Linked DNA regions of Homo sapiens: region 1 is linked to region 2. A link is an interaction called in ENCODE POLR2A ChIA-PET data of the cell type or tissue named here. Cell type or tissue: Caco-2. All regions are shown on one strand. Each heading gives the region's core, and the rest is flanking DNA. Links, peaks and the distances in the headings are about the cores only.

The links. Peaks named below come from ENCODE experiments on the same cell type or tissue, not always from the same donor. Only the 100,000 strongest peaks of a DNase experiment are listed, where the experiment ranks them.
Region 1: POLR2A ChIA-PET joins it to region 2 with 5 read pairs; 2 of 35 experiments call an interaction of 5 or more read pairs at or near these places.

Annotation. Positions count from the first base shown.
Region 1 is chr13:113,740,049-113,755,540 of GRCh38, reverse strand. It overlaps LOC105377805 (basic salivary proline-rich protein 4-like), which reads left to right and starts at 1,422. Exons shown (of 3, transcript XM_047430843.1): 1 at 1,422-4,093; 2 at 10,520-10,867; 3 at 12,111-13,663. The coding sequence starts at 2,736. The coding sequence ends at 3,728. It overlaps LINC00552 (long intergenic non-protein coding RNA 552), which reads left to right and starts at 4,452. Exons shown (of 1, transcript NR_028064.1): 1 at 4,452-7,030. RefSeq lists a silencer at 2,122-2,340 and an enhancer at 11,788-12,289. In Caco-2, for the core only: no CTCF peak of the experiment used is centred there; a DNase peak (open chromatin) is centred at 9,270.
Region 2 is chr13:113,595,807-113,611,298 of GRCh38, reverse strand. TFDP1 (transcription factor Dp-1) reads right to left here. Exons shown (of 12, transcript NM_007111.5): 3 at 237-303. Among named protein-coding and RNA genes, the nearest start is that of TFDP1, 19 kb to the right of the region's middle. RefSeq lists an enhancer at 13,484-13,984. In Caco-2, for the core only: no CTCF peak of the experiment used is centred there; no DNase peak of the experiment used is centred there.

The DNA of each region.
Region 1 (15,492 bases), core at 7,693-11,692, 140 kb before region 2:
TTCCATGTTTGTCTCATTCCACCAGGCTCAGGGAATGCCTTTTTAAAGAGGAGAAAAAGCGCCTGCCTGGCATGGGGAATGTGCAGGGGCCAACTGGAGCACAGCCAACTCAGAACTTCTTCAGGGGCTCCCTGAGCAGGCCCCACCTGCCTCCTCTCCCCAGGCCTGCACCTCGGAAGTGGCTGGAACCCACAGCCAGCACCTGTCCTTCCTTCCCGCCAGCACCACCTTCCTTCTCTACTCACTCAGAGATACCGGGGTTCCCCATGACTGGTTCATCCTCCCCTCACCCCTAACTTTCCGTGGTCCTCAGATCTCTAACCCATTCCTGCAACATCCAGTGAGGTAGGGAAGCAACAGCGCTGGCTCCGAGAGCCAGGGTCAGGGCCAGGGGCTGACTCCCACACTGTCCTGTCCTGAGCATTGTCCAGGCCCAGAGCAGGGCTGGGCTTGGCGCTGGGCTGTGGAAGCACAGGAGTGATCACTGACCTGGGGCCCTGATGGAGCTCAGAGGCTGATGGAGAAGAGACAGAAAGACTGAGCCCTCCCAGGTGATGCCACCGTGTTAAGCTCAGCGCTGAGAGGCAGCGGGAGGTGTCGCAGGGAGGGCTCCCGCAAGGAGAGACACACAGAGCTAAGAGCTGGAGGGCAGGGAGCCAGGCCGCTCGGGCCCTTCCTGGAGGATCGGATGAATCTGTTATCTCTGAGCAAGCTCCGGGAAACAGGAGACAGGTCGGGGGCTGGCTTGATGGGGGCAGTGGATGGGGTTACCCAAGATACGCTGCGACCTGTGAGCGTCCGGGAAGGGATTCAGGCTTGGGAGGAGTCCAGGAGACAGAAGTCATAGGATTGCCAATCTTTACAGTGGGACAGGTCCTTGGAGGTCATTCCGGTTACTACAACTGTGGGACAAATGACCCCATAACTCAGTGGCTTAAAAAACCACATTTATTTAGTTGGAGTTGAAATTTGGGCAAGGCCAGGAGTGGACACCCTGCCTCTGCTCCACTCAGGGTGAGCTAGGGTGGCTCCCAGGACTGGCGCGTGGCTGACTGTGGCTGTGCCTGTAACCTCTCCAGGTGACGTGGGCTTCCTCATGACATGGGGGCTGGACTCCCAGGAACGTTGGGCAAGAGAGAGAGCCGGGTGGAGTCTGTGGCACCTTCTGCAACCCAGCCTCAGCTTCACGCTGTGTCACCTCTGCTGCCTTCTCTTCAGCAGCCCGGTGACAAAATTCAAAGGAAGAAGGAAGAGCCTCTCCTTGTGTGTGGGAAATAGAAAGGTGATGTGGTCATTTGGGGAAAATAGAATTTGCCACAGGGATCACTGTGTCAGGACAGGACCCTCACTACAGGGAGGCTGGAAGGTGAACAAGCGATAATAAAGATAACGAACCTTTTCCTCTTACTTCAGCAGATATTTCGCAGCTATTTGGGCAGCTTGGAATGGGAACTGGTGGTCTTCCTAGACCACAGGTAATGAGGGGTGGCGTGGAGGAGGCAGCCGTGCCAGGCAGGAAGATCATCCTGGGATCTGCGATGTGTGCATCGGAAGCACCCAGAGAGAATAGAAGCTGCCAGAAAAATGCAAGGAAACCCAGAAACTCGGAGAGCACAAACGAATCACAGTTTTTATTGTGTGAATTTTCACTAAATATCCTACAATGAATATTCGTCATAAGAAAAAGTCATTTTTAATGTCATGATTTCCTGGAAATATAGAAAGAAAGAAAAACAGAAAAGGCACAACTGCCCCCGAGCACAGCAGCAGAATCTTGGTGGTGGGCGCTCCCCTGCCACGCCCGGGGATGCTCCTGCTTCAGGAGTTCACTTGGCTCAGTTATGGCAGCAGGTTCTGATGCTGCAGAGCTCAGAGCAGAAAGGCTAAGGACGCCTGCTTAGGGCCCCTACTGTGTGTGTGCATGTCTGTGTGCACGCATGTGTATGTGTAGGTCTGTGTGCAGGGCTGTGTGCATGACTGCACGTATGTGGATGGGTGCACGACTGTGTACCTGTGTGTGTATATGTGTGGGTGGGTGCGCCTGATTGTGTGTGTGTGTGCGTGTGTGTCTCACGCCAGATTGGTTCTGCTCAGGTGCTCTGCATCATTTCTGCAATCTGATTTCTCCAAGTCTCAAAGGTCGAATGTGCACCATCAACAGCACTGAGAGCCTCTTAGAAAGGCAAAGTCTCCCCAGACCGGATGCACTCCCAGCTTCCGTGCCTGGAATTAGCGTATTTCCTGCAACACCAGGCCGGGCAGAGCTAGGCAAAGTCACCCAGGATCTGGAGTTGCCAGAATGCAGCTTCGGCCACTGACAGCATCATCATGGCCACATAAAAAATCCCCCAAATAAATTTCCTTGGAAGAAGTAAATAAGTTCTTTGTACTTAAGTTTGGAGGTGACCAGTCCTAACTGGTAACTGAATTCCTTGTGATGTCTTACAAATCCTTTGCTTTCTAATTCTATAAATTATGTGTGCTTTTCCCCGGAGATCTTCTGAGAATTTCCTTTAGAGAGCATTTGACTCGGAGGCCATCGGCATCAGATCAGCCCAGGACACTTCAATGGTGAATTGTGTGATAAGCAACAAAATCTCAGTAAAGCTAAAACATCAGCACAGAAAAGACCTTAAAGAAACCGCCTCCTCAGCCACGGAGCCGGCACAACGGGAAAGAAACCACCTCCTCGGCCACAGAGCCGGCGCGGCCGGAAAGAAACCGCCTCCTCAGCCATGGAGCCGGCGCGGCCGGAAAGAAACCGCCTCCTCAGCCACGGAGCCGGCAGAACCCGAAAGAAACCGCCTCCTCAGCCACGGAGCCGGCAGAACCAGAAAGAAACCGCCTCCTCAGCCACGGAGCCGGCAGAACCCGAAAGAAACCGCCTCCTCAGCCATGGAGCCGGCGCGGCCGGAAAGAAACCGCCTCCTCAGCCATGGAGCCGGCGCGGCCGGAAAGAAACCGCCTCCTCAGCCATGGAGCCGGCGCGGCCGGAAAGAAACCGCCTCCTCAGCCACGGAGCCGGCAGAACCCAAAAGAAACCGCCTCCTCAGCCACGGAGCCGGCGCGGCCGGAAAGAAACCGCCTCCTCAGCCACGGAGCCAGCGCGGCCGGAAAGAAACCGCCTCCTCAGCCACGGAGCCGGCAGAACCCGAAAGAAACCGCCTCCTCGGCCACGGAGCCAGCGCGGCCGGAAAGAAACCGCCTCCTCAGCCACGGAGCCGGCAGAACCCGAAAGAAACCGCCTCCTCGGCCACGGAGCCGGCAGAACCCGAAAGAAACCGCCTCCTCAGCCACGGAGCCGGCAGAACCCGAAAGAAACCGCCTCCTCAGCCACGGAGCCAGCGCGGCCGGAAAGAAACCGCCTCCTCAGCCACGGAGCCGGCAGAACCCGAAAGAAACCGCCTCCTCGGCCACGGAGCCGGCAGAACCCGAAAGAAACCGCCTCCTCGGCCACGGAGCCGGCAGAACCCGAAAGAAACCGCCTCCTCGGCCACGGAGCCGGCAGAACCCGAAAGAAACCGCCTCCTCGGCCACGGAGCCGGCAGAACCGGAAAGAAACCGCCTCCTCGGCCACGGAGCCGGCACAACGGGAAAGAAACCGCCTCCTCAGCCACGGAGCTGGCACAACTGGAAAGCAACTCTCCGAGCTGAAAAGCAATGGGTTTGCAAAGAGTGGGAAAACACACAGAAGGCGGGTCATGCAAAACGTCCTCCCGTGTCTGTAAATGGCAGTTGCCCGCCACGATGTCCAGATGCACCGGGGAGTCTGGCCACGCCAAGGGAGAGACCAGAGAGGGCGACTAGCACAGCGTTCACATCTGGTGGCTCTGTCCCCCCAGACACTCCGCACCGAAGCCTGGGGCAGAGGAGAAACCTCGTGCCTGCACACAGAAGGTGTCTCCACAAGGAGCCGTCTCTACAGCGTGACTGTGGAAAGCAGGCCTCGGGACCCTGGGACCAGCACCAAGAATGCCAGACCTGGTTCTCCGAGGCTGCGGCATTCCTCCCACGTCTGCCTCTAGGGGCCACGCAAGGGAGCTGAGACACGGGAGTTACAGAGCACTCAGCTTCCCCACAAGAACTGGCTCTGGTAAGAGCAGCTAGCATCAAGGAGGAGGATTCACGTGTGCACCCACCACTCAGAGACACAGACATATGCACACTCGCAGACATGCACACACACCACAGAGACACAGACATGCCCATGCACACACATGCACTCACACCACAGAGACAGACGTGCCCATGCACACACACGCACACACACGTGCACACGCACACATGCATGCACACGTACTCACACACCACACAGAGATACATGCACTCACACGCACACACACATGCACATACACACGTGTGCACATACATGCACACACGCACAGATGCACGCATGTACATGCACACACATGTACACACACCAGTCATGCAACCACACATGCACACACAAATATGCACCTACACACATGTGTATATACATGCACATATGCAGATATGCACACGTATATGCACACATGTGCACATGCGTACACATGCAAACATGCATGCACACATGTACACACACCACACAGACATGCACTCACACGTACAGACACACCCAAGCATGCGCATACACACGTGCACATATATGCACACATGCACATATGCACACATGCAAATGCAAACATGCATGCACACATGTACACACACCACACAGACACAGACATGCACTCACATACACATGCACACACACAAACATGGACATACACGTGCACACACACGCACACACACGCAGTCACACACGTACACATGCATGCAGGCACACAGACACGCACATACACCACACTGCACAAACATGCACACACAGACACAAACACATGCGCACACACGTGCACATGCACTCACACCACACACAGACATGCACACACAGGCATGCACACACACGTACACAGAGACACACATTCACAAACACATAAATGCTTGTGTGTGGAGACAACTTTCTGCATTCATTGAGCGTGAGTTTTGTTCATGAAAATCCACTGGCCCCCTTTGCTCTTTGAATGGGTCTTTTACCTATGCATGATTTTGAGGAATCACACGCTGGTCATGTGGAGAATTATTCGGAAGCTGTCACACTCACAATGCGAGAAACAAGTTTTCAAAAATTCCTCTTGTCATTTGAAAGCTCAACATTGTATCATTGGTGCCAGATACTCCCAGCTGTTTTCCTTACAGGGATGGGCTTACTTGGTTGTTTTCAGGAAAACACCCAAGCCTGGGTATGCAGGGCTGTTCGCTGTTTGTTCCATGGAAACTGGTGTTGCAAGAATAAAGGAGCTTGGTTCAGCTTGGCTGCCAGACGCCCACATGGCACACACAAAGCACTGTGCGCAAACCTCCAGCTCCATCACAAGGAACGTCACTGCCGAATGCTGCTGGCGATGGTGGCGAGAAGCCTCACGAGCTCAAAGCCACCTTGATCTGGGCCCAGGCACCAGCAGGTGTCCCACCATCAGCCCTCTGCCATTGCCGCGAATGTCAACACAGAGAAAAAGGCAAGGGGCCCGAGATGACTGTGCTGGTCTTGGAGACCCCCCTGAAAACACCCAAAGGACCACACGTGAAGAACTGCTGTTCTGTGGAACAAATGATGCCAACGCTTCAACAAATGCACAGCCCGAAGAGTCTGGGCAGATAAACAAGGTGCCGGACACGGCCCTGCTGGGTCCTGTTTCAAACAGGCCAGACATAAATAGATGTGTGGAGACCCCGGGAAAACTTCCAGGAGCACTTGGGGGCTGGAGGGAGGCACACGGGCCTGCGCCTGGGAGCCGTGCTCTGCCCACTCCACCCCATGACCCTCGAAGGAAGCACCTCACGGGGCCCCCAGGGGTGCAGGGAGTCAGCCGCCCTGTTCCTGTGTGAGCGGGGCCTCTGGGGCACCGACCTGCACAGACCTGGTGGGGAGAGGCCACTCCAGCCTCTGGGCTGTCTTGGGTGAGGCCTGAAGTGGCTCTTCCCACAGTCTGAGCAAGGGCTCAGTCCCACCAGCAGCAACATAGCCCAGGGCATGGAAGCCCTTGATGACGTACATGGGGCTCGACTCCCACAAAGCCAACCCCATTGTGGGGTCAGCACAGCTGCAGAGAGTACCCACGCCAGCCGCAGCCATCCCCGAGGAGTGTGGTGCTGGGGACAGTAAGCCGGGTGTGTCAACCTGTGAGGGGCACCTGAGGCCAGCATGAGGGCAGGCGAGGCGGCCGTGGCTCATGGGTGCTAGGTCTGCAGGACTGTGCCCAGGTGTAGGCTCTGCCTCCCAGCCCCACGGCGAACACCCATGGTGCCCCTGCCCTGTAGCAAGACCCTGACCCCCACACATGTCCCCAGACACCTCCTGGGGCAACAGTGCTGCCATGAGGACCTCTGAGATGAAGGCACCGGCTCCACTGAGGCCTGTGTGGTTCCCGCCACCTGCCCCCACACCCTTCCTCCTCCACCCGCCCTGCGCTCTGGAGTGGCCCGGAGCCTGCCCCGTGGGCGCCCACAGAGTCAGGCACCAGCAGGAGATGAAGGGGCGGAGGAAGGTGAGAGTGTCCTCATCCCAGGCCTCCTCGTGAGGTCCCTGCGGCCTGGCTGAGCCCCTCCCAGGGACAGGCCCCTCCGTTGCTCCCCTGGAAGCTGCTTTCCTCGGACGTGGGAACAGCCCTGTCCCTGGGCCCTCAGGAATGGGATAGAACAGGGCCCAGGGTGGGAACCAACACCCTAAGTCTCTTCCCACAGAAGCCTAAGGACAGCAATGGCTGAGGGAGGCGTCCTGAGGTGCTCCCGTGGCTGTGCTCCCATGGCTGTGCTCCCCTCGCTGTGCAAGCATCGCAGCGACTCACACGGCTGGAGGGCAGGGCCCACTGCCTGCCCAGGCTTCACGGTGTGGCCCTGGCTGCACACCTGTGCTGCAGGTGCCTGCGCCGATCCCTGGAGGAGCTGTAGTAAGCATTTGTGCATGTAAACACATCCAAGCTTGGAAATGGCACAGTAAAAGCACAGCACCGCGATCTTACGGGAGAAACGTGGTTATGCGCGTGGCTGGGTGGCCTTTACTACTCCTTCCTCAGTCCCTCGCTTGAGGGGGTGCCTGGCTGAGTGAAGATCCCAGCACACTCAGGATCTCGTGCCTGTCCCTGGGCACCTGACGTGCTACGGAGACAGTGACTTTGCAGATGGGATTAGGGTCAGGGCCTTGAGGCGGGGACTGATCTGGGACTGTCCAAGTGATAACGGAATGTAACCACGAGGTCCCCAGGGAGGGAGGCGGAGGGAGGTGTGACCAGAGAGGACACTAAGGCCACATGATGGCAGGACAGCGTCAGGGAGGGGCAGGGCTGCGAGCCAGGGGTGCTGACTCTTGCCTGAGCCAGGAGAGGCAGTGTGGCCCTGCTCACACCTCCCTCTTAGCCCTGTGAGCCCCGTTTTAGACTTGGGCCCCCAGAGCTGTAATGGGATAAGCGTGTGTGTGTTAGGCTTCGACGCACAACAGTACCTTGAGGGTCCCAGCGTCTTGGACACCTCCATGCTGGGGGCGTACGAACATTTTCCAGGTGGTGCAATTGCCTAAGGGAATCACATCCAGACCCCTGATTTCCAGATGCAATCTCTCCCACAGTAGATCTGGGTGAGTCCAGGGCCCCAGGTCCACTGCGTCCCCTTCCCACCCGACTGCCACCAAGAGGAGCCAACCCCATCCCCAGCCCAGCCTCCCTGAGGTGCAGCTCTCCCTGCGTGACCCTCGGGCCCCAAACATAGAAGCAGTCACAGCATGGGGCAAGGCCGGGCTCCAGGGGAGAATCGCCGAGTCTGTGCCTGGCAGATTCTGTGTCTGGCAGATTCTGTGCCCAGCGGAATCTGTGCCCGGCGGATTCTGTGCCCAGAGGATTCGCACAGGGCCCAGCCTTCTCCTCATCCATGCCCAGCCGCCAGGGCCGGAGAACCCAGAGGGAGGGGTCATCACTGGACACCTCCCGACGTCCTAACAATTCTGACAGAAGCCAGATCGGTTCTGCCAACCGCTTTGACTGGCTCCCCAGCCAGGTCGCCTTTGTCTGTTTGGTGAACTCCGGCCAAGCCTTGCTCCAGGCGCCACGTTCAAACTCGCCACAGCCTTGCGTCAGGGGCTGTCACCACTGCCGTGTAAGATAAGGAAGCCAAGGCTCCGGGCAGTGGCGTGAGCAGCCCAGGGTCACACAGCAGGCAGTGGCAGAGCCGGGGCAGACTCAGGCACCGACCAGGCTCACGCACACGGCCTGTGTTGCCATGAGCCCCGAGATGAAAGGACCTCGTCTGTGGATCCCCGTTCTGTGGGAAATGCATTAAACGGCATGTGAGTACATTGCTGCCCTTTCCAACTAAACCAAAAGTATTTTAGATGCAAAGTTGACATGGCACATTTCTGAAAATTCTTTGAGGACTACACGAGCAAAACATGTTGAGAGCCGGGACCTCCGGCCTTAGCCTCAGTAACAGAAACCAAAGCCATCCCTGAACAATCTCAGCACGGTCCCCCTTCAAAGACGAGAAACTGAGGCTCTGGGAGGTTGGTTGTTGTGGCCCAGGACGGACCCCCAAAGCCCGTGTGCTTAACTGCAGGGCAGGGACGCTGGCTAGGATCTGGCCACTGGAGCCGCTCCTGCCCCAGGCCCCAAGCTGGTGGCCCACAGCGCCTCTCCTGCAATCCCAGATCAGCTTGGCAGGGGCGGTCACCTGGGATCAGGGTATTTTTTTAAATTTAATTTACTTTAGCTCTTCCAAGAGGCAATTAGATGAGGAAATCTGTCTTCCGCCGGACTGAAGATAATTAGAGAGACTGGATAAATTGTTATTGACGGTAAGAAGATAATTCGCTAGAACCGCTAGAAAAAATGCCTGCTGTCCTTCCCAATTCCAGATTCCTTCCTGCCTAGAGGAAAATGAAAGTGCCCTGAGGTTTCCTACCTTGACTTTCTCCACATGAACATGGGCCCTGTAAACCAGAAAGCATGAGAGACAGGCCTCAATCCATTGAGAGGTTCATTTGCCAAGGTTAAGGGCACACATGGGAGAGAGCTCTGTGACTTTCTCCAAAGATGATTTTGAGGGTTTCAGTATTTTAAAGGGGAAATGCAGGCTGGAGGGGAAAGAGGGAGGTTTGGTTGCGAGACTGAACCCATGCATTGCAGGAGAAAGGAACAGGCAGGACAATGGTGAATGATGCATTTGTCCTGGGCTCAGAAAGTCGGACTTTGCACTAGGCCAGGGGAACGCAGAGCAGCTGCTGGTGAAGACGCTGAGCCTTTGCTGGGCAGCTCCCTGCTCAGGAACACAAGGAAAGGCCTCTCCTCACAGGGCTCAGCTTCCAGCTTTAAGGGTTTCCTTTGGCGGTGAATTGGAGTCCCCAGATTTTATTTTCCTTTCACAGCCCCGATGTTGCCCCAGAAACAACAGAGACTCCTGAAAGTTTCCCACACCCTTCAGAAGGCTTTGGGCAAATTGGGGTGTGGGAGACGGGATGAGCATGGATGGAGCACCTACTGTGCACCTCACGCTGTGGCTGGTCTGGGAGACGGGACGAGCGTGGATGGAGTGCCTACTGTATGCCTCACCCTATGGCTGGTTTGGGGATGGGACGAGCGTGGATGGAGTGCCTACTGTATGCCTCACCCTGTGGCTGGTTTGGGGACAGGACGAGCGTGGATGGAGTGCCTACTATATGCCTCACGCTGTGGCTGGTTTGGGGACAGGACGAGCATGGATGGAGCGCCTACTGTATGCCTCACCCTGTGGCTGGTTTGGGGACAGGACGAGCGTGGATGGAGCGCCTACTGTATGCCTCACCCTATGGCTGGTCTGGGGACGGGACAAGCGTGGATGGAGCGCCTACTGTATGCCTCACGCTGTGGCTGGTCTGGGAGATGGGATGAGCGTGGATGGAGCGCCTACTGTATGCCTCACCCTATGGCTGGTCTGGGAGATGGGATGAGCGTGGATGGAGCGCCTACTGTATGCCTCACCCTGTGGCTGGTCTGGGAGATGGGATGAGCGTGGATGGAGCGCCTACTGTATGCCTCACCCTGTGGCTGGTCTGGGAGATGGGATGAGCGTGGATGGAGCGCCTACTGTATGCCTCACCCTGTGGCTGGTCTGGGAGATGGGATGAGCGTGGATGGAGCACCTACTGTATGCCTCACCCTGTGGCTGGTTTGGGAGACGGGATGAGCGTGGATGGAGCGCCTACTGTATGCCTCACGCTGTGGCTGCCACTTTCACTTTCTGCCTCATCCCAGCCTTGCCATGTGGCGCCCATTTCACAGATGATGAAACAGAAGCACGCAGAATTCAGTAACTTTTTTCAATGTCAAATAGCTAATGGGAGAAACAAGATATAAACCAGGTAAGTCTGAGTCAAAACATAACCACATCTTCCAAATGGGAAAGCATGCATTTATCTGTATGTACACTTTTAAGTTAATCTTTCAGTCAACACACATGTATTGGATTTCCTTACGTGCAGGACACTAGACAAGGTGCAAAGATGACTCGTGCAGTTCTGCCCTGTAAGAATCCACAGTTGAAGTAAGAAGCAAGAGAAATGGAACAGACGATGAGACAAAGCAGACAGCGGTGACAGCATCCCACCACACGGCTGCCCTGCTGGAGAATTCACGGGGAAGTCCAGGATGTGGCCGGCCCGTGTGCAGACCAGGAGCTCACTGACCGATCAACACATCAGGCAGGGGGTTGTCAACCGTGGCCTCGCCTGAGGGTCCCCCAGGGGCTAAGGACCCAGATACTCAGGACACAGGCCAGCCGGACCCCGCACATCAGTCGCTGGAGGGGGTGGATGTTTGAAGCTCCCCAGGTGGTTCTCTAAGTAGCCAGGCCTGCAGGGGGTGGTGGGGGTGAGCAGCGGGTGAGTTTGGGGTGATGCGGAGGGGCAGCAGGTGAAACCACTCCCTGGGGGGAGAAGGAGCAGTTGGTGAAACCACTCCCAGGCAAGCAGGAGGAGCAGTGGGTGAACCACTCCCTTCGGGGGGGAGCAGTGGGTGAAACCACTCCTGGGGGCGGGCGAAGAGGAGCAGCAAGTGAAACCACTCCCAGTGGAGGGGAGCAGTAGGTGAGCCATTCCCTGGAGTGGGGGGAGCAGCAGGTGAAACCACTCTCCGGGGGGGCGGACAGGAGCAGCAGGTGAGCCACTCCCTGAGGTTGGGGAAGCAGCAGGTGAAACCACTCCCCGGGGGGCAGAGAGGAGCAGCTGGTGAGCCACTCCCTGGGGGTCCACAGTGGTTCCAGGCAGAGGCTGCATTTGTCAGGCCTTGGAGGATGGTGCTGAGTGGGTAGAATTCCAGGAGGCTCTGGGGCAAACCCTAACCTTAACCCTAATCCTGGCCCTGGCAACACCTCATCGCAGCTCCTCTTCCTCCTGCGGCCCACAGTAGATTCTCCAGCATGAGTACCAGGAAGACGCCCTGTCCCAGAACCCGTCCAGTACCCACCCCAAGCTCCAGGAGGGGCAGGCCCAGGCCCCAGACACCAGGGCACAGCGCCTCTCCTCCCACCCTCCCAAGGCTGGTCTTAGGGCACAGTGCCTCTCCTCCCACCCCCACCCCTGTCTGCCTGCCAACCTCGTGGGCCTCCCTCACACACACAGGCGCCCCCACACATATGCACACGCTCACACACGCACTACTGAGAGTGCACATGCTCACACACACAAGGCCTGCACACACACGCCACCAAGCACACACGCTCACACAGGGACTGGCCTGGGTCCAGGCTGTGCAGTGTCGTGGTGGCCGGAGTGGGTGGGGCTGAGACATCGGCCATTGGTCCACACTTGCCACAGTGTCCACTGTGGGGCTCAGGCAGCCTTTCACGGCCAGCATGCCTCTGATCTTCCGGCCACAGTGAGGGTGGGCGTGCTGTGTGGTCCGGTGCTTGCGCCCCCAAGTCTGCAGTGAGGCCTGGCTGGGGAGCCGCTGAGATCACCTGCTCCAGCTCTGCCACCCTCTCTCCGTCCCGTCCTCCCCAGGGAAGCCCTTCCTAGTTTTCTGCGCAGGCCTGTGAATCCCCTTCTTCCTCTTTCCCTGCTTCTTTCTCCTTAGGGTTTAGACTTTGGAGAAACCAAAACAGAAAGACCTGCCTGGAGCTCCCACACGGACCCCTCCCTAGAGCCCCAGATTCTACTGGCCCCCACTGGAACAGGGGAGGAAGCAGAGGAAGAAGGTACATGCAGCCTCCAGAAAAATGATCAGGATGATTCCAGACTCACCCGATAGGGCCATCAGGGCAGGCGATTAGCCTTGATTCCACCTGGGGAGAGGGGCCTCCCCAACCACACAGCCCTGTTGGGGGAAGGAGCTGCTGGGACCTGCCAAGGGAATGGGCCTCCCCTGGAGCTCTAAGAGTCAAAAGCTGAGGCTTTTTTGCATAAAAGCAGGGCAGGAGGAATTGGGGGTGTGGTGGCCGAGGCACTACTGAGTTCAAAAGAAGCTCGTTGAGGGCAGGGACCTTCGCCCCAGTTCTCACAGGAGGCACTCCCTGAACAAAAGCTGCAGGAGGACCATACAGGCCAAACTGCCAAACTCAGACCAGCACCTGCTGGGCCGAGGCCACGGGGACGCCTGGTCTTCTCCTACCCATACCCACCACGGCCGCTGGGCAGAGGACATGGGGGACCCACGGGGGCCTGACTGCTGGGAATACCCATTGGCTTGAGCAGATGTGAGTCAACAAGACTCAGACAATGACGTGGGCTCTAAGAAGGTGGCAGTTACGTGAACTGTGAAGCTCAGTTCCTCCCGTTTGTTCAGAGCCTCCGCATCCTGGCCCCAGCTCAGGTGGGAGTCGTTGCTGAGGCACCCGTGTGTGCACGTGGCCTGGCTCTCAGCTCTCAGGGATCAGTAGTGCTGGCAGCAAAACATGACCCTTCCTGTAACAAAATGCCCATGAAATGGAGCAGGGGATGAATAACGTAAGCCGAGCCATGAGGGAGCGGGAGGGGCCGCCCCGCCTGTCTGTACAGGGTGTGGGGTGAGGGCAGGAAGGGGACAGGAGGTGCCCCCAGAGACATGAATTTTTAAAAATTAAACACACTCCTTGCACTTTGCTAGAAGGCCTCTGTCACCATGTGACCGGGGACCTCTTCAGGGCTCCCAGCAGGAAAGGCAGAATTACACCCCCCGGGAAGCCTGAAGCCCACCCTCTCGCAGCCCTGAGCCGGGCAACGGCGGCTCACCAGCACCTCCTGTTCTAGGCGGCATTTTTCTAAAGTGCAGAGTGCAGCAGCCTCTGCATCACCCCACTGCAGGGAGAGAGCCACGCCCTTTGCAGTTGTGAAACCAGACCCGCTGGACAGTTCGCCTCCAAGCACACAGTGCATATTGGATACTGACAGGCCAGGGTGGCAGTGGGGCTCCTGGGACCCACGTGACAGGACAAGAGCTGAGGCTCAGCCAGTCGCCCCCACAAGGCCAGCCGAAGAATGCCAGGGACCGAGAGCTGAGGCTCAGTGAGCCATCCCACCCATGCCAGCGGGAGAATGCCAGGTACATCGCTCTCCATGCTGTCGTCCTCAAACCCCAGCACAATGCCTCACCCTTGGTAACATTCAGCCTTCAGCTCATTTGTCTTGCAAATAAAAAGGTTGAACTTGGAAGAACATTTCACTACTGTAATTGGGGGATTGGGGCTTGGTTTTTTAAAAATCAAATCAAGGCTTCTTATATCCATTTTAAATTGCCTAGATAGAAACTGAGAACCAATCTCATATTTATTTGTAATTTCATGTTATCAGATTGAGGTTTTCTTTCAAAACTGCTCTTCCATTGACTGGCATAATGCCTGTAATCTGTACATTTTATTTGCAATTGAGGCCCATTTACGTGTCTAAACACTCACAGAGGGGACAGACCCCCATTGTAAAACAAAACACAATGGGCCCCAGCCAGAGACTGCCAGCTTTTCGAGGACTCGCTGTGGTGGAGCTCACATTGAGGTAATTCCATACTCAGCAAACCCACAGACCGCAGACAGGAAAAAAGAAAGAACCGCCACTCTGACAATATCATAAATAGTTGAGTAAAGGAATAAAATAAGAAGTGCTGAGCCTGCAGCCCTTGCTGGAGTTATCAGAACCGGCCCCAAATTTCCTGCAAGGCTGTCTCTGGCACGGCCCTCCCCAGAGGCCAGCTGGCCCCATAGGCACATCCACGCTAAGCTCCACAGCCTCTCACGCATCCACGCTGAGCTCCACAGCATCTCAGGCATCCACACTGAGCTCCACGGCCTCTCACGCATCCACGCTGAGCTCCACGGCCTCTTCTGCATCCACGCTGAGCTCCACGGCCTCTCACGCATCCACGCTGAGCTCCACGGCCTCTCACGCATCCACGCTGAGCTCCACGGCCTCTTCTGCATCCACGCTGAGCTCCACTGCCTCTCATGCATCCACGCTGAGCTCCACGGCCTCTCATGCATCCATGCTGAGCTCCACGGCCTCTTCTGCATCCACGCTGAGCTCCACGGCCTCTCATGCATCCATGCTGAGCTCCACGGTCTCTCCTGGGAAGCCCTGGCTTCCTTCTCTCTGCCAGCCCTCATGGGAGTGCCTAGCACCACCGCAGCGCAGAGGGGACGGGAGAGATGCCTGCAGCTCCAGCCGTTTCTCCTCCAGGGGAGGAGGCCAGAGGCAGAGGGAAAGCAGGCAGCTCCCGCAGGACAGCCCTGAGCCAGTGTGAATGTGGGTGAAGCTCCCGGTGCTCACTGCAACAAGGAGGACGCGTGAGCAAGTGCAGACGCTGGGGACTCAGCCCTGACCGACAATGTTGACGTCTGCCAGCTACATGGAGATGAAAATGAAGGCATGTCGCATGCATGTATGTGTGTAGAGGTGTGTGTGTGTGCGCATGTGTGCACCTGTGTGTAATTCTGAAGGAAAGTATGTGACTTGGAAATCATATCACAATCCAGGGACTCACTCTTCCTTATTAACTTTTATTTTTACCCTTTTTTTATTTGAATAAAAATTGCAGTTTTTGTTTTTTACAAAAGGAAAGGTCACACGGCATTGTTCCTCAGCCTGCTGGCGGCCTGTGGCTCCCCCGGCTGCAGTGTCACTAAGGCAGTGTGGTGGGCTGGCCCTGAGCTGCAGGTGCACACGCTTGCCCGGGAGGTTGACAGTGGGACGTTTCTTGCCATGTTTTTGGCCCCAGCATGAGCCGATCGCATCAGCCAACTCCGCAGATGAGACAAAGCCACCTTGCAGGGATTCCCATGGGCTTCTGAGGGGGCCGTGGCCTACATTGAGGATAAGAGGATTGAAGCTGAGAGCTTCTCTGCAGAGGGTGCACCTATGCCTGCCTCACTGCAGCCAGATGCCCAGATGCCTGGGCCTCTTGATGTGCAGTCCCATCCTTTGCTGACCCCAAGGGAGATTACAAACCCAGACCGGCCAGACGGCTGCCTGGGCAGCAGAGCGGGGTGTTG
Region 2 (15,492 bases), core at 3,896-7,895:
GCAAATAGTATACATACCTTAGAATTCAAAATCCACAAAGCTACTGGTGTGTGTGCAGGCTGTGTTCTAAATGCTAGAAGGCTCCTACGCCCACCCTCCTGGGTTCCCGGAGCACAAAGGTGCCCATGCAGGAGATGCCATCATTAGCAAGAGGCTTCAGCGTCAACAGCTTCATAAACATGTGAAGCTTCATGCATTCATCAACACAAGAGTGTGTCCAGAACAGGTGCCCTTACCTTTCCCGGGACTAAGGTTCTGGTCTATGAAGACCTTGAGTTCTCCGTTGGCTTCAATTAGACCGGCCTGCGGAAAGCAACAAAACAATAATAAATATGACAGCTAAAAGGGCTACGAAACTAGGGGTGTTTAAAACCACCCTCAAGGGTTCTATCAAATAACGTCATAAAAAGGCAGAAGGACCACAGTTAAGCAAGCAACTCCAGGAACAACCAGGAGAACGCCAGGTCCGGAGAAGGAATGTCACTATCACCATGGCACCTACAGGGCCAAAACAGCACCGTCCACCAGGAATTAGCCATGACTTACAGAATCCACACAGTCTTGAAAAATCAAGATTGTAATGATGAGGAAAATGTTCACAATAGAATGTTAAACACATTCTATTTAAGTGTGGCACAGGTAAGAGTACAGCCACACAGCAAGGACACACGTGTGACGGCACAGCCACAAAGCAGGGGTACACACGTGACGGCACAGCCACACAGCGGGGGCACATGTGTGATGGCACAGCCACAAAGCAGGGGCACGTATGATGGCACAACCACACAGCGGGGGCACACGTGATGGCACAACCACACAGCGGGGGCACACGTGATGGCACAGCCACACAGCGGGGGCACATGTGTGATGGCACAGCCACAAAGTGGGGGCACGTATGATGGCACAACCACACAGCGGGGTCACACGTGTGATGGTACAGCACACGGTGGGGGCACACGCATGACAGTACAGTCACACGTCAGGGCACACACGTGACAGTACAGCCACACAGCAAGCACACACAAACGTGATGGTACAGCCACATGGCAGAGGCACATGAGTGATGCTACAGCCACACAGGACACACACGCATAACGGTACAGCCACACAGCAGGGGCACACACATGACAGTATAGCCACACAGCAGGGGCACACACATGACAGTACAGCCACACGGCAAGAGCACACGCGTAATGGTACAGCCACACGGCAAGACACATTAAGGGGGACTCCTATCAGAACTGTCAACCTCATCCTGCTTCTCCAGAAAGCCATGGAAATCTTTTATTCTCTTCCTAGTCCCAACAAAATGTCAGTCCCCAGAGGCCGGGCTCTGCGAAGGAAAAGCCATCCCAAGAGGAGGCCTTGGAGGGGCGGCCTCTGGGAGTGGCGTGCTGGCAGCACAGGCGTGGCAGCCTGAGTGTGAGCACACACACGGCAGCATGCTTGAGTACCCAGGGTCCCAGGAGGCCACGCACCTCAGGCAGTGGGGCTGGGGGGCAGCGATGAGGGTTGCTGCCTTCGCTGAGGGTAAAGGCACCCGAATGCACCCTTCCGTAGATAACACCATGGGAACAAGGAGACGCCACAACCCCCTGGTGCCACCCAGGTAACAGTCAGGGGACACACCATGGGAACAAGGAGACGCCAAGACCCCCTGGTGCCACCCAGGTAACAGTCAGGGGACACAGGGGAGGCAGCCAAGACTCAAAGCCCAGCAAGACGACCACTGCAAGACCACTGGGCAATTTCCTGGGCATCTTCACAACTCCACTTCCCCACAGAAGATGAGGAAAGCCAGGGCTGCCCGTAAGCCCGAGGACCACGGCAAGTTCACATCCTAGGACGCTAAAAAAAAAAGACAGTCACTACTGCCGTTCCAACCGGGTCCAACTGCACTTTCTGAGTCTAGCTGTCCAGCAGGCACCGTCCCAGCCCTGGCTGTGGGACTTGCTGGGAGGTGGGTGGATGTCCCATTGACCACCTGCACACAGAGCCAGGTGAGGTAGGATGTGCAGGGGGGCTGCATCCCACTGGCCACACCAAGGGGCTGGGATCAAGGCTCCACCACCCCCAGGGGCCCACAGACGGCGTGTGACGCAATATCAAGGAAAAGAGCCGTGGAGCAAGAACCTGACTGCACCCAGGAGGCGCTCTGAGGCCACCACACCTGACACAGCACCGGCACAGGCCCCGCAGAGGGCTACGCTGGCACAAACATACGACACCAGGAAAAGCATGACGTGCGGTCAACGATGGTGCCTGAAGGCCGGCATGCGTGGCTCTGTGCTGGCACCCATTAGTGTGTTACAGGTGTGAGACGCTAGATGTCCTGGTCACCATGAGGGCACTACCATCCAGGCCAGGTTGGTAAGGCCGAGACGTTAAGCCTGGGAGAGAAAGGGCAGGAGGGTACGGCCAGTTAGAAAAAGGCGAGTGGGTCTGGACAGGTGGCTGAGCCAGGTACACACGGCCAAGTGGCTATGGTGGGCTAGAACCCACAGGAGATGAAGGCCAAGACACTACAGCAAAGTAGGTTAAGGTCAGGTGACTATGACCAAGGAGGTGAAAGCAAGCACACTGGGTAAGACCGAGAAGTTAAACACAAGGTGGGTCAGCCAGGAGAGAACAGCCAGGTGCGTAAGGCCAGAAGGGTAAGGCCAGGAAGTTACAGCCAGGAGGTTAAGGCGTGGTGGGTGAGGCCAGGAGTCAAGGGCCTCGGCCAGGGCTGGTCAGGCTTGGGCCCAGCTCGAGCATCTGTGTGGGAGTGCAGCATGCTCCAGCCCCGTGTGCGTGGAGCTGGAGGAAGCCCTGCTGGGGGTCTGACGGAGCAAGTCCCAGCTGTGGAGGATGACTGCCCTCCCGCCTGCACAGCCAGGGCTCTGCCCAGTTCCCCTGTATGGTGTCTGCACTCCAGCCCCAGCCTGTGGCAACCGTGGTTCAGGCTCTGAAGCCATTTTGCACCGCTGTCCCTGTCTATCGCCCTCCCTCACCAGGATGAGCATGAGCGCCTGCTAAAAAGTACAGGGCCAGGGACTGGCACTGGGAACGCACTGCCCCGGGTGGCACAGTGCCTTTTTTCTGTTGGCGGGGGCAGCCTGATGGGCAGAGACAGAGTGGGGGCTGCTCCTCCCCATGCCTGCAGGGCATGTGGAAGACCCCCAGGAAGAGCGGCTGCCTGCGGCCTCCATGAAATGCCAGCAAGTCAGGCCCCAACAGAGGAGCCCCGCCCAGGGCCACCGTGCACTCAGCCACGGGCCTTGCCCAGCCACTGTGACGCTCGTGTCTGTAAATGTTCCACCGCTGCTCACAGAAAACACTCCTCATATGCACCAACACAGGCCCTGCGAGAACACCAACTGCCCCTGCCCAGGGGAGACCTCGGCAGCCATGGGGGCTGCGGCACAGGTGGCCTGGATGTTTCTCACTCTGCCCCGTCGACTTGGTGGTCAGCTCCGGCTGGGATGGGAACTCAGCAATCCCTGAGTAGCCCACACCCAGGAAACCCAGGTCCAGGAAACCACTGGCCCCCGTCACCGCCACCCACTGGCACAGCCCCTCCTTGCGGGCAGTGCTTCTTCCTCCCCAGCAGCTGCCCAGGGAGTTAACGGGCCAGGTTGTGGACCCGGGCGGCCCTTCCAGGAAGTCTAAGGTGGGGTGAAGGGGCCGGTCTTTCTCCGCCAGCCTCAATGTTGTGACATAAAGCTCTGGGGTAACTGCAGGGCATGCGCAGCACACAGTGACGGCAGCAATGAGGAGAGAACAAGGACGACACGTGGGCCAGTGTCGCACTGCTGACACAAGCGTGGCATCGTCTGTGGTTCCAACTGTGTCTGCCACAAGCATCATTTTGCTCCAGGAAAAACCCTTTCATTCCCCTTCCTTATGCAACTCATGCTTCTGAAAGTGGAAATGGCAGACAGCACTTCAAAATCCACAGCCTTGGCCTGCTGGTTCCACCAGCCACATGCCCAGGTGTCACCAGATCCCTGGCAAGCACCCGCAGCTCACGGCTGGCCCCTTTCCTCAGCTTTCTCCTGGAGAAGCTCTGGGCTCAGGAGGCAGGGGGATGAATGACGCCCTGCGCTGTCTCAGCCGCAGCAACAGTGCTGCCGCTGCCGCCTGCACGGCTCTGTCAGGGGCCAGCCTCCCTGCAGGGTGTTTGGCGGCATCTTCAGCCTTCATTCACCCTGGGTGGGACAACCAGAATCATCTCCGGACACTGCAAAGCCACCCTCAGCTAAGAACCACGGACTCAGAGGCATGACTTCTGGGGCCGCAGGGCCTCTAAAGCAGACCTCTCCAGAGCTGGCGGATGAATAAATGCACACCTGGCTACAGTCTCAACCTTAATTTCCAACTAGGAACATGAGGCTGTAAGACAGGAAATCCAACCTAAAAGGAAACCACACGGTGGGTTCCTTGGCTGCCTGTAAGCGCCTATCTTGGTGGGATGCGCTTACCCCACACCGAGTTTGACAAACACTGAAAATATTTCATAATACAATGTGTGTCAAAATCACAAGGGAAATGCAAACTCTCCTTTCCATAAAGGAAATTAGAAAACAAAACACCACCTAGACTGCCTCTGTTTACAGATCATCTGAAGAAGTCACACAAATGTTCTATAAACCAGCACTGGAGGCAGGTGAACTGGGGAGACGTGAGCGGGAGCAGGCAGCTGATGGCAGGGCTGGGGCACACAGCCTCCAGGAAGGCTGTGCGGCGTCTTCACATGTGGTCCTCCTAATCCTGCTTGGGACGGTATTTGGAAGTGACTGGGCCATGAAGGCACAGCCTCCTGGATGGAGTATGTGCCCTGATAAAGGGGCTCCCTGGCCCTTCCACCAGGAGAGGGCACGGCAAGAAGACGCTATTTACCAGCCAAGAAGTGGTTCTCACTGGACACCAAACCTACCAGGGCCTTGATGGTGGACTCCCAGGCTCCCGAGCTGTGAGCGGTGGATTCCTGTTGTTTACAAGCTGCCCAGTTCATGGTCATGGCATTCTTGTGACAGCAGCCCAAGCAACCAGAACAGGCTCCCCTGCGGACACTCACCACCACGCGGCCTTCCAACAGGCTCCCCTGCGGACACTCAACCACCGCACCGCCTTCCCACAGGATCCCCTGCGGACACTCATCACCGCGCCGCCTTCCCACAGGATCCCCTGCAGACACTCACCACCACGCCGCCTTCCCACAGGATCCCCTATGGACACTCATCACCGCACCGCCTTCCCACAGGATCCCCTGCGGACACTCATCACCGCGCCGCCTTCCCACAGGATCCCCTGCGGACACTCACCACCACGCCGCCTTCCCACAGGATCCCCTGCGGACACTCACCACCGCGCCGCCTTCCCACAGGATCCCCTATGGACACTCATCACCGCGCCGCCTTGGACACTCATCACCGCACCGCCTTCCCACAGGATCCCCTGCGGACACTCACCACTGCGCTGCTTTCCCACAGGATCCCCTGCAGACACTCACCACCGTGCCACCTTCTCCTCCCTGAACTGACTTCTGTGACCCCCAGGAGGATGGAAATAAGGGGCAACTTCTGAAGCTAGGTCACTCCCTGCCCTCTGGCGAAAGCTGGTGCCACGGTGTGAGGATACTCAAGCGGCCCTGAGGTGGTCCTGGTGCTGAGGGCTCCTCCTGCTACTGCTGCGAGGGTGAGACATCTTGGAAGCAGACTCCCAGACCCTGGCCTTGAGGCCTGCAGAGCTGGGCAACATCTCAACTGCAACTGCATGAGAATCCAGGACAGCAGCACCCAATTGAGCCACTCCCAAACTCCTGACCCACAGCCGCTGTGTGGGAGAAGACAGCTTATTGTTGTTTTAAGCCACTACATTTGTCTGTTTCACAGCAATAGATAAGTAATACAGCAGTTAAAGAGTTTTCTCTAGAACATTAAAAAAAAGTGGTTCTTTTCATCAACCAGGTCGTCACTGAATTTATCTTTGAATGGATCTTGAACCCTGCATAAACTTAGTTCCGCACGGAAAGATCACTGGCACCATCACCTGAAAAACGAGATCCCACTCAACACCAGCCTTTCAAAGCCACACTCACTCTCTGACACCCACCCCTTTCCTGGAAGGTGACCCCCAAGGACAGGAAAGAATGTTATGACGCCCCCCCGCCCCAACTGACAACAGGAAGAGTCGCAAGAACTAAGTGCAGCATCGTCCCTAAAAAAGACAGTGACGATGCCATGATTTAATTCCCATTTGCCGTCAAACACAACGCCCTGCTGAGGCTCCACACAGCCAAGAGGAAGCTCAGCCAGCCACGTCCCGTCCAAAACCTACCAAGAGCTTGCAGTTCATGACTCGCTGCTGCTCACCTTTACAAAGACCACAACCTCCTCACATGGGCTCCACCTCGCTCCTGGGACGGGGCCTGCACACAGCAGTAAACGTGCAGACCCTCAGCCTCCATTCCTGCCTGAGACAACAGCACCAGACCCCCGCTGTAACGTCAGAACGTTCAGAACCCTGTATGTGGGGTGACCGCCTGTCCTGGTTGGCCTGGAACAAAGAGGGGCTCCTATGACACAGAACTACCAGGGGTCCTGCCAGGCAGGTCCCGGGCTGGCTGTAAACGGAGGCTGCTAAGTGGGACCTGTTAACAGGACAGCCGAGGTCTGTCCGCTCAGTGCTCGTGTCAACAGGATGCGCAAGGGGTGCACGCTGGCCTGCTGGGCAACAGCAAAGTGGCCTCGGCACAAGTCCCCACTCTCCAGGCCAGGGGCCAGCTCCCATCTCAAACTCAGCACCTGAATAGGCAACCCCATTTCAGCCACACAGGATCCAAGGCCACAGCCTCCCCTGTGTCCTGCCCTTAGGAGTGTGGGTGTGAGTCTGGGTCTCTACTGACACTTTAGAACTTACTAAGACAGACCCAATTATAGCCTCTGTGGTTTTTTAATATGAAGTCATTCTTATGGGTTGATATTCAGTAGCTACTACTAGACCACAATTACCAGCTTGAGCATGTAAGGAGCTGTAGGAAAGACCCTCATGTGGGTCCTCCTTGCATTTCTTGTGGGCTGTGACCCACAGGAACTCAGTAACAAGCACCACCAAAACACAAATAGTTTAATTTGCCTTTTTTTTTTTTTTTTTTGAGACAGGCTGTTACTCTGTCACCCATGCTAGGGTGCAGTGGTAAGATCTCAGCTCACTGCAGCCTTGACCTTCCCGGTTCAAGCCATCCTTTCACCTCAGCCTCCAAAGTAGCTGGGACAGGCATGCACCCCATGCCTGGCTAATTTTTTTTTATTTGTAGTAGAGACGAGGTCTCATTACGCTGCCCAGGCTGGTCTCGAACTCCTGGGCTCAAGCAGGTGTAAGCTACCACGCCTGGCCTAGCTTCGTGTTTTTAACATATTGCTGAAATTGCTATTAATTTTAAGACATGTGCACTGGACTTATTTTCCTGTTAAATCTTTACACTCAAGATGCAACCCTACCTGCCAGTAAGGACACCTCAAGGTGCTAAACACATTAACATATAAGCCAACAGCAAAGGTGCTCCTTGGCTAAAACTAACCTTAATTTCTATTAGAAAAACTATATTCAACTGTATTTGTGTTTGTACTTCATGGAGATAACAGTAGATTATTCTCTTCTGTCTTACATTAGACAAAACCATACTATGAGTAGCAGCAGTAACAGCAAAACACACGTTCGTAAAACACGCCATGCTGCTAGAAAAAGCTGAATCAATTGAAAATAAGAACTATAAAAGATGACATCACCAGTGCCCACTCTGTGACAGGGTCTACGAATGTGACTAATTTCCATGCCAGGCCCAAAAGGGGACCTATCACTGCCGTCATCTTTAAAACACACAGGTGACCACGGTTCTCACAACCTGAAGCTGCACTTGCCTGGCCAGGATGGAGGCGCTGCCCGGGCCCTCAACGCCTCCCTCTTTGCCAGCCAGCACCCGCCAGGGTGTGTCCAGGGGGCTCCTCCCCTGGGGACACACAAGCCCTAGAGACCCAGGAGGGTGCGAGGGCATGAAGAGGACTCTCCCTTACACTCGAAGGCCCATGAGGGGGTCAGCAAGCAACACACAGCAGCCAGGTGGGGCATACACCTGGACCCCACGCTGTCTCACCCTTCTCTGCCCTGCTCTTCTCTGCACTTTCTAATCTACTGAACAACTGACCATTTCCATTGCTAACAGCTCCCCACTAGAGTATAAACCAGGCTTATCCGACCTGTGTCCTGCAGGCTGCATGTGGTCCAGGACACCTCTGCATGCAGCCCAACACAAATTTGTAAATTATACGTTTTTTTTTTTTTTTTAGCTCAACTATTGTTAGTGTTATTCTATTTTATGTGGCCCAAGACAATTCTTCTTCCAATGTGGCCCAGGGAAAACAAAAGATTTGACACCCCTGGCATCAACTCTGTGAAGCAGGAATTTTGCCTGGTAAGAAAACGGCCCAGCAGGGGCCCTGCAGTCCCGACATCACAGGTTCACAAGCCAGGCCCAGGGCAGGGCTGGAGAGAGGGACGCCAGGGCCGCACACTTCTCAGGGGGGACCCTGCAAATGATTCAGGCTTGAGGGTCACCCAGTCTCTGTCACAGCCACTCAACTCTGCCTACGCAACAGCCATAAAAGTGTCAAGGAACAATCTTAATTTCAAAAGTAAGCAGAGCTGAGAAGAAAGTGACCCAGCTGCACTGAGGGATCCCCCTGAGGACTGGAGTGGCCTGCGCCAGACCCCAGGGCAGAAAACACTTGCACTGCACATTAAACTGCATAATGAATGAAGAGACCTGGGGAAGAGGCCACTCTATAAACAGCAGCTGGGATGGGCCCCGCCTGCTACCAGGACCCTCCTGGCCCCAGCACGGGACTCCTGCACAGAACTCTCTCCGCTCCTCCTTTGACTCGTGCGGAGAACTCCATCCGCTCCCCTCTCGACTCCTGCAGGTAACTCCATCCACTCCTCCCTCAACTCCTGCGGGTAACTCTGTCCACTCCTCCCTCGACTCCTGCAGGTAACTCAGTCCACTCCTCCCTCGACTCCTGCAGGTAACTCCGTCCGCTCCTCCCTCAGCTCCTGCGGGTAACTCCGTCCACTCCTCCCTCGACTCCTGTGGGTAACTCCGTCCACTCCTCCCTCAACTCCTGCGGGTAACTCTGTCCACTCCTCCCTCGACTCCTGCGGGTAACTCCATCCGCTTCTCCCTCGACTGCTGTGGGTAACTCCATCCACTCCTCCCTGAACTCCTTCAGGTAACTCTGTCCGCTCCTCCCTCGACTCCTGCGGGTAGCTCCGTCCCTCCTCTGTCCGCTACAGGGCTACAGAGGGAGTAGCTCTGTCCTCCTCTCAGAGCTACAGAGGGAGTAGCTCTGTCCTCCTCTCAGAGCTACAGAGGGAGTAGCTCTCTCCGCTCCTCCCTCGACTCCTGCAGGTAACTCCATCCGCTCCTCCCTCAACTCCTGCGGGTAACTCTGTCTGCTCCCCCATCAACTCCTGCGGAGAACTCTCTCTGCTCCTCCCTTTTGGCTGTTGGGTTGCCCACCACAAATAGCCAGCACCTTCCGCGCACCTGGCCACAGGCCCTTCCTCTGGGGCCGGGCCTGGGACCCCAGCCTCGAGCTCCCACGAGTCCTCCTGGACCCTGGAGAGCACACCTGGGAACAAACACAACCCCAGAGCTCAGGGACGACCTCCGGTGGCCCTAGCCATCCCTTCCAGTGCCCTGGCCCTGCAGGGGCCCCCAAGTGGGCTGCCCTGCCCTGCTCCCACCAAGCACCAGAGCCTGGTGAGGGTGAGGGTGGCCTCAAGAGACCGACTCTGACCTTGCTGGCTCACCCTGAGGAAGCCACCAGCGAGCTGCCCTACGCAGGGGCCCACAAGGCAAAGTGCAAGAACACACCCCCACCAACAGCCCACAAGGAGCGGGATCCCACCAGCAGCCGGGTGAGTTAATTTGAAAGTGGTCCTGCCCAGACCAACTCAGGGCACCACAGGCCAGGGCCGCCCGGGACAGGCTGAACGGGGACCTGGGCTCCTAACAGGCACTAGGAGGTGACAGACGCTGCTGGTTCAAGTTGCTAAGTCCAGGCAGGAGACGCTGGGTGACCGCCAGGCCCAGCCCTTCTCAGCTACGGAGGCCAACACCTCCCCACCTCAGGCAAGAGGAGATGGTGCCACCACAGAGGAGGGATGCAGCAGAAAAGAACCTCGCATCTGGAGAAGATCCAGGACAGCGTGAAGGCTCATCTCACAAACACGCTCCGAGTGAGCAAAAGCATCAAGTGGGAAGAGCAGGAGGGTTCTCTCTCGTGGTCCTGGAGCCCTACGTGCAAGGCTTCTGTCTCATGGTCCTGGAGCCCCACGTGCGAGGATTCTCTCTCACGGTTCTGGGTCCTGGGTTCTCTCTTGCAGTCCTGAGTTCTCTATCACGGTCCTGGAGTTCTACGTGTGAGGGTTGTCTCTCACGGTCCTGTAGCCCTACGTGCAAGGATTCTCTCTCACGGTCCTGGGTTCTCTATCGCGGTCCTGGAGCCCTACGTGAGGGTTCTCTCTCATGGTCCTGGAGCCCTACATGCAAGGATTCTCTCTCACCATCCTGAGTTCTCTATCACGGTCCTGGAGCTCTACGTGTAAGGGTTCTCTCTTATGGTCCTGGAGCCCCACGTGCGAGGATTCTCTCTCACGGTCCTGGGTCCTGGGTTCTCTCTTGCAGTCCTGAGTTCTCTATCGCGGTCCTGGATCCCCACGTGAGGGTTCTGTCTCATGGTCCTGGAGCCCTACGTACAAGGATTCTCTCTCATGGTTCTGGGTTCTCTCTTGCAGTCCTGGAGCCCTATGTGCAAGGGTTCTCTCTCACAGTCCTGGAGCCCTAAGTGCAAGGATTCTCGCTTACGGTCCTGGGTTCTCTATCGCGGTCCTGGAGCCCTATGTGTGAGGGTTCTCTCTCATGGTCCTGGAGCCCTACGTGCAAGGGTTCTCTCTCACGGTCCTGAGTTCTCTATCGCGGTCCTGGAGCCCTATGTGTGAGGGTTCTCTCTCATGGTCCTGGAGCCCTAAGCACGAGGGTTCTCTCTCACGGTCCTGGAGCCCTACGTGCAAGGATTCTCTCTCACGGTCCTGGGTTCTCTCTCACGGCTCTGGAGCCCTACATACAAGGATTCTCTCTCACGGTCCTGGGTTCTCTCTCATGGTCCTGGAGCCCTACGTGCAAGGATTCTCTCTCACAGTCCTGGGTTCTCTCTCACGGTTCTGGAGCCCTACATACAAGGATTCTCTCTCACGGTCCTGGGCTCTCTCTCATGGTCCTGGAGCCCTACGTGCAAGGATTCTTTATCACAGTCCTGGGTTCTCTCTCACGGTTCTGGAGCCCTACATACAAGGATTCTCTCTGGCAGTCCTGAAGCCCTAAGCACAAGGGTTCTCTTTCACGGTCCTGGGTTCTTTCTCATGGTCCTGGGTTCTCTCTCACGGTCCTGGGTTCTCTCTCGTAGTCCTGGAGCCCTAAGTGCAAGGATTCTCTCTCACGGTCCTGGATGTGGAAGCGGGAGGTCAGGGCAGAGCCAGCTTCCAGGCTGCACCTACTACCTCCTCCTTGGGCCTCGCAAGGTGGGAAAAGGGCAGGCTCGCCGTGGGGACTGGCTATCAGGACACTGATCCAACAGGGCAGGGGGGACTACACCCGCGTGCCCTCACTCAATTCTAGTCACTCCCAAAGGCCCCAACACCCAACACCTTTGAGGGTTTCGAAGGATGAACATTCAGCCAGGGCAGCCCATCAACAGGGTGGAGTACGTGAGGGCGCATCAGCGAGACCAGACTCCAGCAGCCTGGAGGGGGCGAGGCTCCAATGCAAACAAACTTTCCAAATTTGAGACAACTTGAGAAATGTAAATGCTGCCTATGTGACAATAAGAGTGAATGACTATCTCTGAGAGACACATGTCAGAATATTTAATAACTACTTAATGATCACCCTGGCCCGGCAGGGAGTCACCCAGGTCCGTGACAGGGACGAGGCACCAGCACAATCTCTCTCCTTTGTGTGTGTCTGAAACGTTCCACAAATTTTTTAGAATTATCTCTGCTTATATTTATTGATGTGAAAAAAAAAAACCTAGGACAAACTGTTGAGTAAAACATAGCAGTGAACAAAACATGTGAGTTCATTTATTTAGAATTCCGTACTGTACATGTGTATTTAAACACACACATCTAGGGCATCCCCAGAAACAATCACCAAAAAGCCTTAACAGCAGAGCCCCGTTGACTGTCATTTCAGATGACTGCTTACTTTCTGACACCTTTCTGCACCCTACGTTTTTAAATAAACTTTCCATTTTCATAACCGAACAAAGCAATAAGGCGATTTCATTTTCTAAACTAAGGGAAAAGCCACACACCTAACAAGATCCATCCAGAGGTGATGAGCTGCAGGCGAGGGTGGTGCCCAACATCACCCTAAGAAAGAGTCAGAGGAAGCTGGCTACCCCGAGCGGACAGAGGGACGGCGGCCACAGAACCACAGTGTGAGCCACGTAGGGGCAGAGAACGCCTCCTCCCGGCCCCACGCAACTTAAATGACCAGGAAAGGGGGACGCAGACTCCACCCAGGAGGGCAACACGAACCCCAGGTCCTCAGGGGACAGCCTGGAGCCATCAGGCAGGGGAAGCTGAAGAGCGAGGAGGTAAGTTCATACACAATGGGAGTCACAGGAGGGCAGGTTAGGGAGGTGGGGCTGTGCTTCGGGGGCACCAGAACCTTCAGGAAACCAGTGGATTCTGAAGCCCCAGCAGGCACAGAGGGTGGGGCCCATCCACTCATGAGCAGACACTTGGAAGGCAGGCACCCAGCATCCCTCTCCCAGGAGAGGCTGCTCTAATCTATATAATCTATAATGAGACTTTCAGCCACCACTCTAAAGCCTGCTTTTCCAGCAGAAAAACACCAAATGATGCTCTAGTCTACAACAGGCACAAATGCAAAACTGCCTGGAAAACCCATACATCAGTTCCACAGCCGTTAAAAAGGTGCTTGCATCCTGCCTCCCGCTGTCTTTGGGGTGGGCTGCACCGGGTTGTGTGGTATGAACCTGGCAGGCACGGTTTTCCAGGGCTGGGGTGGTGGGGAGTAGAGGGACCAGACGGGAACTTGGCCAGGCACCAGCAAGTGGCTCCCAACACAGTTGGATTCTGCACTCTTGATGACAACTCACCTGAAATGTCGGCGGCTCCACTCCCTTTTCTTATGAAGTCACTGCTGCATTTGAACACCTCGTGCCTGCAGCCCTCCTGGAAGCAGCAGCCTGCAGGGGAGGCCTGCTGCCTCGGAGACTCCACCTCTCCCGTTTCTGGCCACCTGCCACCCCCTCAATCATTCTAAACAGTGCCCAGGGAAAGCCAGGGCCCCTCTGTGCAACACTGGGGCAAAGACAGAGGCCGCAGAGTCCCCAGCGTGTCTGGATGCTGGCTCCTGAGCTCAGAGCCCTCACATTGGACACACGGCAATGGCCGTCCCTCCAGCTCTGATCAGATCAGCCCCTCGTGGCTGGGAGGAGGTCTTACACAGCGCCCAGGCCTGTGAGGTGCTCCTAATTTCGTCAAAGCCTTATGTTCACTCTTTTGAATCCATCCAAGTTCAGCCAGGACGTGGCAAGCAGCTGACGCCCTCCTTTCTCCCTCACTGCCCTGTAGGGAGGGCAGCTGGCCGCCCACGTGGGACAGGCGAGCACACAGAGGCCAGGAGTCCCCACCTGAGGTCGCAGGGCTAGCAAGGTCCAGCCGTTCAGGCCCCGGGACCCCTGCCTCACACAGCTTCCTCCACAACACATCACACAGGTTCCGGTGGGAAAATCCTCCAGAGGGAAATGCAGCACACGCTGCCAGACAGCGCGACGGGGTCCAGGCCTGGGGCCTCAGGGAAGAGCCGCCCCATAGCCCTCGCCCGAGTATACCGCCAGCCTGTGGGAGGTGGAGACCATCTCCATTCATCTATTTATTTATCATAGCAGCTAACTTTAAAAATAACAATATGTTAATCTAATTTCTCTTCTGGAAAAGTTTTTACATTATACTCTTTTCCCTTTTAGAAAGAATTTCCATTTCCATTTTAACAAAAATCAAGTCATCCAAGGACAGAGTGAGCCACCGGCACTCTCAGAAACCCTCCTCCAGGGTGGCCTGGGGTCAGAACGGAGCGGCAACCCCGGCCAGACAGGGGGTATCCAGAGGGCCCAGGACACCCACCCTGACAATGGCGCCGGGCAGGCACCAGAGCCGCAGCAGACTCAGGTGCGGGGTTTGACGCCCACCCACAAGGATGCACAGTGAGGCAAGCTCAGGACAGGCTGGGGCGAGGGGACGCGCAGCCTTTCTGTCTCAACAGTGAGCAAAAACAGGGCTCCAGGGAACAAATGCCCAAAAACACGAAGCAGGGCTTCCAGGATCAGCATCCACATGTGATAAATGCCACTGGAACCACAGCCTGGGATGGGGACTGGCATCAAGATCAACCTCGATGCTGACCACCTTCATCCCCTTCCACCCCAGAATAGGATTTGGTCTGGCCACTCCAATGGGAACTGCTTTTCCATTTGTTAGAGAAAAAAGAGGTTAAGTCCGGGCAAAAGTCATCGTGGCTAGCCGACTCCACCGCTGGCCTGAAGAGCTCCCAGACACGGAGCCTACAGACCAGGCTTCCAGTTCTGTGGCTGCACACCCCGTGAGCTGTCAAATGTGTGACTCCTCCTCCCCAACCTGGCCGTGCTGGGGAGGGGACACCCAGGGTCTCCTGAAGCAAGAGGAACCCCTCATCCACAGCCAGCTCAACTCGGGCTACCGGGATGACACCGAGGCAGACATCTGTCCTCCATGCTGCATCGTTCCAGATAAGGCCCCTCAGCTTAAAAACGACTCCCGGAGTCAAAGGATGCCCTAAAGCAGGAATGGCCTCCAAGAGTCAATAACTGGGTAAGACATATGACCTCAAACTCAGGCATGAAAACAAAGTCAGAGGCTGAACTCCCACCACGGTCATCTCCCTCTTCATCCTGCTTCCCTGCAAAATATAATTTGGGTTCTATCAATAGTGGTGACACGAAATATTTTCATTCAAGCCTTGATTTTTCTTAAAGGCAAAAGAAATAGTGGAGCCTAAAATAAGTCCCATACAAGTTACTCCGAGCCATTAATACTTTTTTTTTTTGAGACGGAGTCTCACTCTGTCGCCCAGGCGGGAGTGCAGCGGCGCCATCTTGGCTCACTGCAAGCTCCGCCTCCTGGGTTCACACCATTCTCCTGCCTCAGCCTCCCAAGTAGCTGGGACTACAGGTGCCCGCCACCACGCCCAGCTAACTTTTTGTATTTTTAGTAGAGACGGGGTTTCACCATGTTAGCCAGGATGGTCTCGATATCCTGACCTTGTGATCCGCCCGCCTCAGCCTCCCAAAGTGCTGGGATTACAGGCGTGAGCCACCGCAC